Linked DNA regions of Homo sapiens: region 2 is linked to region 1. A link is an interaction called in ENCODE POLR2A ChIA-PET data of the cell type or tissue named here. Cell type or tissue: Caco-2. All regions are shown on one strand. Links, peaks and the distances in the headings refer to the core of each region. The heading gives the core; the rest is flanking DNA. Region 1 overlaps ARRB1 (arrestin beta 1). Region 2 overlaps KLHL35 (kelch like family member 35).

What was found. Peaks named below come from ENCODE experiments on the same cell type or tissue, not always from the same donor. Only the 100,000 strongest peaks of a DNase experiment are listed, where the experiment ranks them.
Region 2: POLR2A ChIA-PET joins it to region 1 with 5 read pairs; 7 of 35 experiments call an interaction of 5 or more read pairs at or near these places.

Annotation. Positions count from the first base shown.
Region 1 is chr11:75,340,255-75,345,622 of GRCh38, forward strand. All of the region lies in intron 1 of ARRB1 (arrestin beta 1), which reads right to left. Among named protein-coding and RNA genes, the nearest start is that of MIR326, 7.8 kb to the left of the region's middle. RefSeq lists enhancers at 267-1,130, 494-683, 1,131-1,994. In Caco-2, for the core only: no CTCF peak of the experiment used is centred there; DNase peaks (open chromatin) are centred at 2,480, 2,857, 3,427 and 4,777.
Region 2 is chr11:75,420,162-75,425,529 of GRCh38, forward strand. KLHL35 (kelch like family member 35) reads right to left here. Exons shown (of 7, transcript NM_001039548.3): 5 at 5,232-5,368; 6 at 3,531-3,719; 7 at 2,233-2,607. The coding sequence ends at 2,419. It also overlaps a transcript of RPS3 not described here. Among named protein-coding and RNA genes, the nearest start is that of KLHL35, 10 kb to the right of the region's middle. In Caco-2, for the core only: no CTCF peak of the experiment used is centred there; a DNase peak (open chromatin) is centred at 2,420.

The DNA of each region.
Region 1 (5,368 bases), core at 264-5,263:
TCTGCTCCCAAGAGAGTTGGAGGGGACAATGCTCAGAGCCAACCCCAGAGGCCTGCACTGAGGAAGCATACATGGCTCACCATTCTACACAGTGTGGGCGGCACTACCACTATCCAAGGCAGGGGGATGCTCCCCACGACCTTCTGGGTGCAGGAATTCTGAGCAATGCAGCACCTCCTCCAAGGCCCCTCTGGGGAAACAGGGAGGAAAGGAGCAGGGAGGCATGCTCAGTTATGTAACCAGCTGCCTTGGAGTCAGAGTCCCTGGCATATCTCAGCCCAGCACTACGAGGAGAGGCTGTGGGGGCTGGGGGTCTTTCTTCTCTTTTGCTGCCTCCTCCAGACCTGGCAGACCCTGTAGCAGGCGCTGCTTTCCAAGTGCCTGAGCTCCAAGCAGGCACCTCCTACTTGGGGTTGGGAACCAGGAAAGCTGTTGTTTTCTGAGTGTGTGAAACAGTGGCCTGCTGGCTCCCTTGGCAGAAAGCCAGGCTCGGGGCTCTGCACAGGGGTGAGGGTTAAGAAAGAGGAGCCTGGGGCCAGGATGCCAAGGGACTTCCCTCCACAACCGCCCCCAGCTTCCTGCTCCCCAATCTCTCCCCACTTCCTCCTAGAGAATCTGCCGTGGGTGAGGGGCCAGAGGGGAGTGGCGCCAGCAGCCCCAGCACCACACTGCTGCTGCTGGCCCTGGGCAATCTCACTTCCCTTCCTGCCTTCCTTGGAGCTTCTCCGCTGGCCGGCACAGCCCCCACTCCCTGTGCCCCCACCCCCGCGCACTCAGCTGTGTACACTACCCTGGACCATGGAAAAGAGGGATGAAAGAGGAGGAAGGGGACATGGGAGAGGGAAGGAGCTGAGATCCACCCTCAGTCTTGAATGATGATGGCTTTTTTGTTGTTGTTGTTGAGACAGAGTCTCACTCTGTCACTCAGGCTGGAGTACAATAGTAAGATCTCAGCTCACTGCAACCTTCACCTCCCGGGTCCAAGCAATCCTCCCACCTCAGCCTCCCTGGTAGCTGGGATTACAGGTGTGTGCCACCACACCTGGCTAATTTTTGTATTTTTAGTAGAGACGAGGTTTCACCATGTTGGCCAGGCTGGTTTCGAACTCGTGACCTCAGGTCATCTGCCCACCTCAGCCTCCCAAGAGGCTGGGATTACAGGCGTCAGCCACCATGCCTGGCCGACAATGGCTTTTTATGAAGCCCTTACCCTCTCTGCCCACAGAAACCCCATTAATATTATTATACCTATTTCCCAAAGGAGAAAACTGAGGCCGGAGAGTTTAAGACCCAAGCTGAAGGTCATGGAGCTAGCAAGTGAGCAGTAGAGCAGAGTCTGCCTAACTCTGAATTCCAAACTCCAAACCTCCTGCCTCTAGCTCTGGGAGCCCCTCCTCCACACTCTCTGAGGGTGCTACTTGGGCAATTCCTACACAGATGGAAATGACACTGCCCAGCCCTGGGGAGGGAGCCCTCGGCCTTAAAGAGTCCCTCGCTGAGGACTAGTTTGGGAACCACAGGACAGTCCCAAAGACAGGACCAAGGCTCAAGGGCAGGACATGCTTGGGGAGCCAGGTGGGCAGACTGCTGCTCCCAACTGTCTTCCCTTCCCACCCAGTCTAGGCTGGCTCAGACTCCTACACTGTCTGCCACTTCCAGAAGGCAGGGCTGCCAGAGGCCAAGCTGTCCCGCCAGAATCACACTGCTGCTCACGCCCTCTCCCCTCCTAACGAGAGAAGGAAAGGGTCCTAGGGAGGAGCCTCTAGGCCAAAGCCTCTCCTACTTCCTGCTTGACACATAGAGAAACTGAGGCCCAATGAGGAAAAGCAGCTTGCCTATGGCAGCACAGGGACAGTGAAGAAGTGAGATCCCTGTCTCCCAGGCCAGAGCCCCTTCCCTCCATTCACCCCACTTGGGTGCTCTCCTCAGATGGCACCTTTGGGCATCTGCCCACTTCTCTCCCTCTTTCTCACCTTCCCTCTGCACTTCCTGCTTCCCTCTCCGAGCCCTGCTCTGCAGACCCATTTCTGAGCCTCCCCTGTTACATCTCCTCCCAGCCTCACCACCTCACCCCCCTTCCCTCTGCTCTGGGCCAAGGAGCAATGCTTGGGTGGTTTAATTAGCTGATTATGACCGCAGCCTGCTGGATGCAGTGCCCAGAATTCTGTCCCCAGTAATTAGGTGGGTTCTGAGTACTTGCCCAGTGGGGAGCCGATGGGGAGCTCTGTGCTCTGCCAGCCAAGGGAGGCTGTCCAGCTGAATAAAGAGCTCCTTGATCACCGGTGGGTCATCGGAAACCATGGTCCCCTCCTCAGGCCGGGTCAAACCACACTGGAGGGACTGCAGCCAGACCCAGATGTCCATCCTAAGGAGGGACTCCCTACTCTCCCATGCCACTGCCCACACCCGGGAAAGGCTCAGTACATGACTGAGGATGAGGATGAAGAATGGAGCGCGCCCTCCAGAGGCCGGGAGAGAATGGCTCCGTGGCCGGGGCACCTATTTAGGAAGTAGGATTGGACCAAGTAGACAGAGAGGCGCAGCAGGAACAAAGGCCCTGAGGCGGGAATGAGCCGCCAATCCCCTTCCCAGAGAGCTCTGGTTGTCAGAAAATACAGTCTTCAAGCAAGGTAAAGCTGAACATCCAGTGACCTCTGCCCTTTAGGTCACAAAGAATAATCTAATTCCTATGGCTCTGGGCTACTTTGAGATATTTTGAAATCAGCAATGATGTCCTATGGTCCTCACCAACCACACTGCCCACCCCCTAGAGTATCTCCTCCCAGCGAAATGCCTTGGCTGAACAAATATTTATGGAGCTCAGCGGCATGCCAGGTCTGCGCAGGTGCTGGGGACAAGCAGATCCAGGGTGCTCTTGAAAAGTTCTTGACCTCACAAGATGACATCATCACGAGTGTGCAAATAACCAGGACCTATGCAGGGAGGGAGGGATGAGTGCTGAGAGAGAGAGATTACAAGAAGGTCACAAAGCGCTGGGAATCCAGTGAGGGCTTCCCAGAGGAAGAGGTGTATGTGATCCAGGCCTTGAAGGATGGGACAGCTGTTGTATGTGGTCAAGTCAGCAATCAGGTACTGAAAGCCAGCAATAATACAGGCTTGTAATGAGGCCTTGGGAGGCTCAAAAAAATGAATCAAACAGGGTCCTTCCCTGGGGGAGCTCACAGCTGGGTTAGGGAGGCAGGGCCGGTGAGACGTCATATAAGCGATAAGAACCGCATAAAACTGACCTTGCACAGGGACTTTCTTTGCTTTATCTTACTTAATTTTAACTCAGTCCTCATGACAACCTACTACCCTATTTTACAGATAAGGGAGCCACAGCAGAGAAAGGGTTAAGTAATCAGGGAAGCCACCCAGCTGGTAAGTGTCAGAGCTGGGACTGGAAACCAGGAAATCTGGTTCTTCCAAGAGCCTAACCGCTATGCTAATCTGCTAATAATCCATGCTAATCAGATCACCGAAGGGCCTGCAGGTGCCCAGAGGAGGCCCCAGAGCAGCAGAGAAGGCTTCCTGGAGGAAGTGTTCCTGACCTGAGTATTTTTTTTTTTTTAAGACAGAGTCTTGCTCTGTCCCTCTGTCGCCCAGGCTGGAGTGCAGTGGCGTGATCTCGGCTCACTGCAAGCTCCGCCTCCCGGGTTCATGCTATTCTCCTGCCTCAGCCTCCGGAGTAGCTGGGACTACAGGCGCCCGCCACCACGCCCAGCTAATTTTTCATATTTTTAGTAGAGACAAGGTTTCACCGTGTTAGCCAGGATGGTCTCGAACTCCTGACCTCAAGTGATCCACCCGCCTCGGCCTCCCAAAGTGCTGTGATTACAGGCATGAGCCACTGCCCTGGACCTGCTACAGATGCTTTATGTCCCTGGAGGTGAACATGACTGCTGTTCAAGGACCTGATACCATGGGAGACAGCACTACCCTTTCGAGCAGTAGCCAATTCCTTCCTGGCCGCCAGCACCCAACACCCATCCCCACCCAGGACACACTCCCTGGTGGTCTCAGTCCCACTGGCCTGTAGCAGAGGCCTGAGACTTTGGCCGCCCAGAAGAAAGGTCACTCCTGGACCTGCTAGCAAAAGGGCCTCTCACCTGATTTGACTTCACAGGGAAACTAGGACCCAGAGAGGGTGCATGTCATGCCCAAGGTCACACAGCAATAAGTAAGCAGTAGAGCATGCCTCTGGGACCATTCTGAGATGGTGAGCCACAGCAGTCTACTCCCCACCCCTCCCCTGGCCCTATGCCAAAACCTGTCCATGCCCTTTGCACAAGGCAGGGGCAAGGGTGAAGAGGGAACAAACCTAGCAGAGGTTTGCTCACCCTCTGTCCAACCCTCTGTTCTCCAACCCCCTACTAGGACTCAAACCACCCCTAGGATGGACGCATCCTGCACACGGGAAGGCAGAAGAGAAGGTGCCCAGGAACCATCTGAGATGATACCTATTCTAATCCCAGGGCTCATGTGGGAGACAAGGCCCCAACTTCAGGAGCCCCCAGTGTGATGGGGGAAGAAAGGAAGAAAGAGTTCAGTCCAGTTCGACAAGCCTCCCTGCAAGGCTGAGGGAAGGGTGTGGCCGCACAAGGACCAAGTGAGTTGGTTGTGGGCTACAGGCCCAGGGCCAGCATGAAAGGGACCTCCTGCCTCATCCAGGCCCATACACGGGCTGTTGAACCACTGAATGGTTCAGACATTGCATCCTGCCTCCCGCTGACTCGACATCAGTCACAGTGCTTCCAGTGCTGAAGGCCCTTTAGACCAGCAGATCCCTCTCCAGGTGCAGGGAGGCAGAAGCTCAACTGTGGCCTCAGCCAGGTGCCGCCCAGCCCCAGGCAGAGGAAAAGCTGTTCAGTTCCTGCGGTGACCTTAGTCACACACAATTCTGGGGACCTGTCTTGTCCAACTCCCAGGGGCTTCATCTGGCACCAGGTCTCCTGGGAAGGAACAAGCAGTTCTTCTGAAGTGGGGCTAAAGATGGGGCCAGTCCCAGGAAGGAGGAGGCGCGTCTCCCGAGAGATGACCCTGCCAGGGCCCCTTAGGGAAGGCGGGAGGGGGCTGGGACAACAGAGTCCTTTGTTACCCTCTCAAAAGCAGCCACCCTGTCCTGCCAACCCCCTCTGTTCTCCAACCCCCTACTAGGACTCAAGCCACCCCTGGGACAGGAACCATCCTGTCCACATAGGAGGGAAGAACACAGGGTGCCCAGGGACCATCTGAGACGATACCTGTTCTAATCCCAGGGCTCACATGGGAGACAAGGCCCCAACCTCAGGAGCCCCCGGTGTGATGGAGGAGACATCCTTCCTTCAGAAGCCTCCAGTCTGAGGAGGGAGACATGGCTCCCACCTGC
Region 2 (5,368 bases), core at 297-5,296, 80 kb after region 1:
CTCTTTCATTTGGACTGAGTGTCCAAAGTGCAGTGGATTAGGAGCCAGGGAGATCCTCCATTTTTGGTGTTTTGGTTTAACCAATAGTCCTAGGAGCTTAGCACACCTGGGGTGTCACCTTTTGCTTGTGTTTGTGAACCTCTCTTATCAGGGACAAGAACCATGTGTCCATCTAGCTGCAGGCCTCTAGGGTGGGGACAGTATCCCATCAGACAGGGATTCCCCATGGTGCAAATGATGGTCTCTCCTCCTTCGACACATCTGTGCTGCACTCAAGCCATTTGTCAGGTTAGCAGAGCCTGGGGGAGGCAGTGTGGAGAGAGCTGGCTTCGGAGATAGCTGGGCCCAGGTCTGAATCCTGGCTCTGCTGCCACTTCCCAGCCCAATGACTTTAGTCACTTCACCTCACAAGGCTGAGTCTCTGTTTCCTCATTTGTGAGGGGGCAGGCGGGCGGCAATAGTGCCTGCCTTACACTATTACAAGATTTAGTGTAGTCAGTGGGAAGCCTTGTTCCAGGCGCTGGAGGACACAGGTGAAACTGACACCTTTCCTGCCTCAAGGGGAATCCTATGGGTGTGTCAGGGGAGACTAGAGAAGTCACATAAAAGAAAGACCTGGCCATGTGCCCGGTGATAGAGGAGGGCAGCGGATAAGGAAGGGGCACAAGGAGAAGAGGCAACTCGGGTTGAGGTTATAAGGTGGGCCTGGGCAGACAAAGGAGAGGGCACGTGCACGAAAGCGCACTGGAGGCACGAACAGTCAGCATGGGGTAAATGGGGCGCCCTGCCTGGCATGTGGGAAGGGTCCAGCCAACTAAGATGCCCACTTGTTTGGGAGGAGCGTGCCCTGGATCTGCCCCTGCCTTTTCCCTGGGTAGGCCAGTGATATGATGCCTTCTTTGCTTTGTCCTGAGCGTTCCCCATAGGGTGGGCGCAGGCAGGCTAACTGTCCCCACTCCCCTCCTCCACTGCCATTATCAGCTGTGTCCAGATGGTCACAGGCTCCCTAATCTGGGATAATCGGCGGGTCGGAGCTCAGCTGGGACCCGGGCCTTTACTCCTGCCATGATGGGCCGGCCCCAGCTGGAGAGACCCTGTAGACAGGGCCCTGGGGCTTTGGAAGATGGGGTGGGATGTGGGGCTGGCTCTGTGCTGAAGGGAGATGCAAGGAGCAGATGATCGCTCTTCTTCCAAAGGCAATCTGAGTACAAATGAGGGGGAGCCTGCAGCTGGGGCCTGGCCAGCTCCTCCAGGCCTCACAGCGATATGCACAGAGCCTCGCAGAATCTGTCTATGGTGTCTTTTGTTCCCTTTCTCTCCCTCTCTGAGCTCACCCCTCCCTACCCAGCAGTTTGTTGCTGCCCCTAGAGCCCCAGGCTTATAATGACATCAGGGGCTTGTGCCCCCATTGACGTTGGACACCTGACAGATTCAGGTGCAGAGCCAGGGTGACTGGCTTCTCAGAGGCCCATGGCTACGGTGCCCCCACCCTGGGCCTGCAGTTTGCTGTGAGCCTCCACTCCGTAGTTGTTCAGGGATCCATAACTGTTTTTGTTTTGTTTCAGCCTCTTCCATGAGTGGGGAGCCCGCTGCTTGTCTCCAGCTCCTAGCAGTGAGTCCTGATAATCTCAAATTTAAGGACAGTAACTTTGTCTGGGATGAGTGTGGGAAAGGATGTGTTTGGGAACAGACGCGAGCCTGCAGAGGTGTTTGTAACCATCTCTTTCTAAGTGGTGGGAAGCAGACATTTTATTCTTTAACTGTTAATATATATAGTGTGTGTTTTTTATGCATGAAATATTTTATAGTTTTTAAAAATGCCCACACTACTATTTTGAAAGTAAATGAGGTAATGTATGTGTCAGAACCCAATACCCAAAGCGATCGTAGTAAGAGGTGGGGCCTTTGGGAAGGCATTAAATTGCTTAGGGAATGAGGGTGGAACCCTCATGAATGAGATTAGAGCCTTATAGGAGAGGTTGGAGGGAGTTGCCTGGCCTCCCTCTCCCATGTGAAGACTCAGCAAGAAAACATTATTTAGGAAGCAGAGAGCCCTCATCAAACACCAGATCTGCTGGCCACCTGATCTGGCACTTTCCAGCCTTCAGAACTGTGAGAAATAAATTTCTGTTGTCTATAAATCACCCAGTCTAAGGTGTTTTGTGATAGTAGCCCAGACAGACTGCAATGGTATAAAAGTGCTTCATCAAGAGTAAACACAGGGAGCAAATATTAGACATTCCATCTCCAGGCAGGGCAGACTGCAGCTGGAACACAGACCCAACAAGATTTTATTTATACAAGAAAAGGGACCATTAAGTTAAGGGCTGTTTGCGTGGAGGTGCCATGAGGGAGCAGAGTGTGCATCTGAGCTCCGCCTGCCTCTCCGCCTCCTGGCTCAGGCTGTCCAAATCTGAATCACCTGCCCAAGCTCTGGATGATGGTGACACAGCCGTGGGAGCTGGTGCAGCGCTGCAGGGATGGCTGGACCTCCACCTGCCCACTGCTGGGGTCAAAGGTGAAGACCTTATCGGTGCTTTCTCCGCGATCATCCCGCCCGCCAAGGATGTGGACCTTCCCGTCACACACAGTGACTCCACAGCTTTCCTGGGTGGACAAACAGAAAGACAACTATCAGGTCCAGCCTGGGGCTTCCTCTGTCCCTGCCTGGCCAGGCCAGATAATAGAACCTTGACCCACAGACTGTGAACAGGCAATCTGGACTGTAGAGAGGCAGGAAACTGGATGGACCTGAGTTCCAGCTCTAGCTTGACCCTTATTCAGTGAATGGCGTTAGGCAAGTCACTTAACCTCTCTGGACCTCAGTTTCCTCATCGGCAAAGGGAGAAGAACTAAAGTGCCTTCTTCACAGGGTTCCCTTAACAGTTAATGGAAGTTAAGCATATAAAGCATTTTACATAGAGCCTGGAATGTGGTAAGCACACCAATAACAATAATCTCGACTGCCGCCATCTTAGAATCTCAGACTCAAGCCAGAAATCTCACCTCTAAGGTCACCAAAGGTCAGAACTGGCAGAGACCTCCAGTCCAACCATATCTGTGTAGTCTCTGGAGTTTCAGGGGATGGAGAAGAAGGTAGGGGAGGCAGGGAATTGCAGGGGCCAGAGCTTCCAGGACTTGGGCCTCCCTGCTCTGATATCACTAGAGCAGACCTTAGCAACTCCCTTCCCCACATCTTACCTCATGATTGGTTACTAGCAGTGGCCTTCGGGGCAGGAGAGACCACAGGGTCATTTGGACCAAATCCCCACTCAAAGCTATAGCACTTGGGACTGCAGGGTTCTAGGCTCTGCCTTAACAGGGCCTAGTTGTTGGCCTGGGCCAGGTGCTGAACCTCTCTAAGGCCAGTCTCCTCATCTGTGAAATGCATGGTTCACTATCACTGTGAGGATGAGCTAGAGAGTGATGTATAATAAAACCACCTAGGATGGAGTCACAAGATTCACAAGCTCCAAGATCCAGAGCCTTAGAAGCGGGTTCCGCTCTCCTGCCTTGAAGCCTCCACTTACCACAGGGCTGGGGAGGACAGCTGCCTCCCCCCACACATCTGTGCCTGGATCATAGGTGAAGATTTTGCTCATGAGACCCCCCATGACATAGATGGTGTCCTCAAGGGAGACAGCCTCGAGACACCGCTGTGAGAAGGGTGCTGGTGACCGCAGGCTCCACCGGTCCTCCTTGGGGTCAAAGCACTGCACCTGAGGGGCAAGAGCAGCAGTGGTGAAGACTCACCGCCCCCCCCAACAAATGCCCCACCGCCCACATGCTGCCACCTCTCCCCCCGGGGGCACTCATTCAAAACGACATTTGCCAGTGTCCACCAGGCCTGAGCCAGCATCTGGGAGGGAGGGGGAGGTCCACCGTCCCTGCCCTCAAGGGCTCTTCATCTAGTTCTATGTTCTGTCCTCTGCCTCTGGACTCCCTTTGTCAAAAGCCTCCTCATCTTTCGAGGTCCTGCTCAAATGCCACCCCATCCTTAAAGGTCTCCCTGGTGTTCCCCCCTCCCCTCACCCCTCAACACACACACACAGGAACAGTCTCTCCTTTGATGGAGAACACAGTCGCCTCATGTTAGATTAATCATAGAGCACATCATACTGAGCTGGGAGAGGTACTGTCTGCTTTAGGGTTATAGAGGGTCCTCAGAGCAGACCCCCGACGGGGATGTGTTCCTAGCTGCATACACTGTCAACTCCCTTCTCTTTTCCTGGTGCTCTCAGGTCATTAGATTCTAGCTGAGGTGTCTTGCAGCCCTATTTCTACAGCTGTCCACATGCCCATGGGTGTTTCTGATGCCCTTAACAGTTTCTGTATTTAGCTGCCTGCTCACCTCACTCTCTGTTTCCTCAACTGTTTCCTTGGAGACCCCCTCCCCCCACAGCAGCCTATAACAAATCAGTGCTGCATGGATGGTGTTAAATGGGGCCTCCCACCATGAGTGCCTATCACTCAGCTCCAGGAGGGTTTGCTGGAAGAATGTGGTCAGGGAATAAGGAAGCGTGGGCACCCTAATTTGGGAAAGAGTCAAGTCCTAGGACCACAGGCTTATGAGGCCATCAGGGGAGGGAAGGAACTGCTATGATAAATATTTTTATTTGCAAAAAGCCTAAATGTCCCAACAATAAAAGATGAGTAGACTCTAGTTCATCCACCATGTGGAATAGTACAGACATTGAAATGATGGCTGTAAAGTTGATAATCACGTGGAAAATGCTCATACCTAAATTAGAATAAAATGCAGAATGCAAAATTCTAACAAAACAAAACTGTAAGAAAAACAAAAATCAATTCAGTGGAAGCCTGTAAGGCAACACACCAAAATATGAATAGCAGCTCTGCCTAGACGGTGGGATTATGGGTTTTTTTTTTTTCTATTTTTCTGTGTTTTCTAAATTTTCAGTAGTAAGTGTATTGTTTTTGGAATGGAACAAAAGCATTTTAACTATCTTGCCCTCAATTTTTAAAATGTATGAAACTTACATGGCACCAGCCCAAACATTTGAGTCCCAGTGTGCTGCTGACCCACTGTGTGACCTTGGGGTCATTTTTCTGCTCATTTCCTTCCCTGAAACATGGAGGTGACTGGTCTGGGCTGTTGATGGGATTAAGTGAATAAATGGACAAGGGCATGGAAACGCCCAATTCTGCGCCTGGCACACAGTGGGCACCCCAGCCTTCAACGCCCTCTCGCGCCTGAGGCCCACGCCCACCTTGTCCGTGTTGACGCCGCCCTGCCTGGCGCCCCCAATCACGAAGAGCTTGCCCGCGCAGGACGCCACCGCCGCCGAGCTCACGGCCTCCGGGAGGGGCGCGGCGGCCGCCCAGGTGTTGGAGAAGGGGTCGTAGC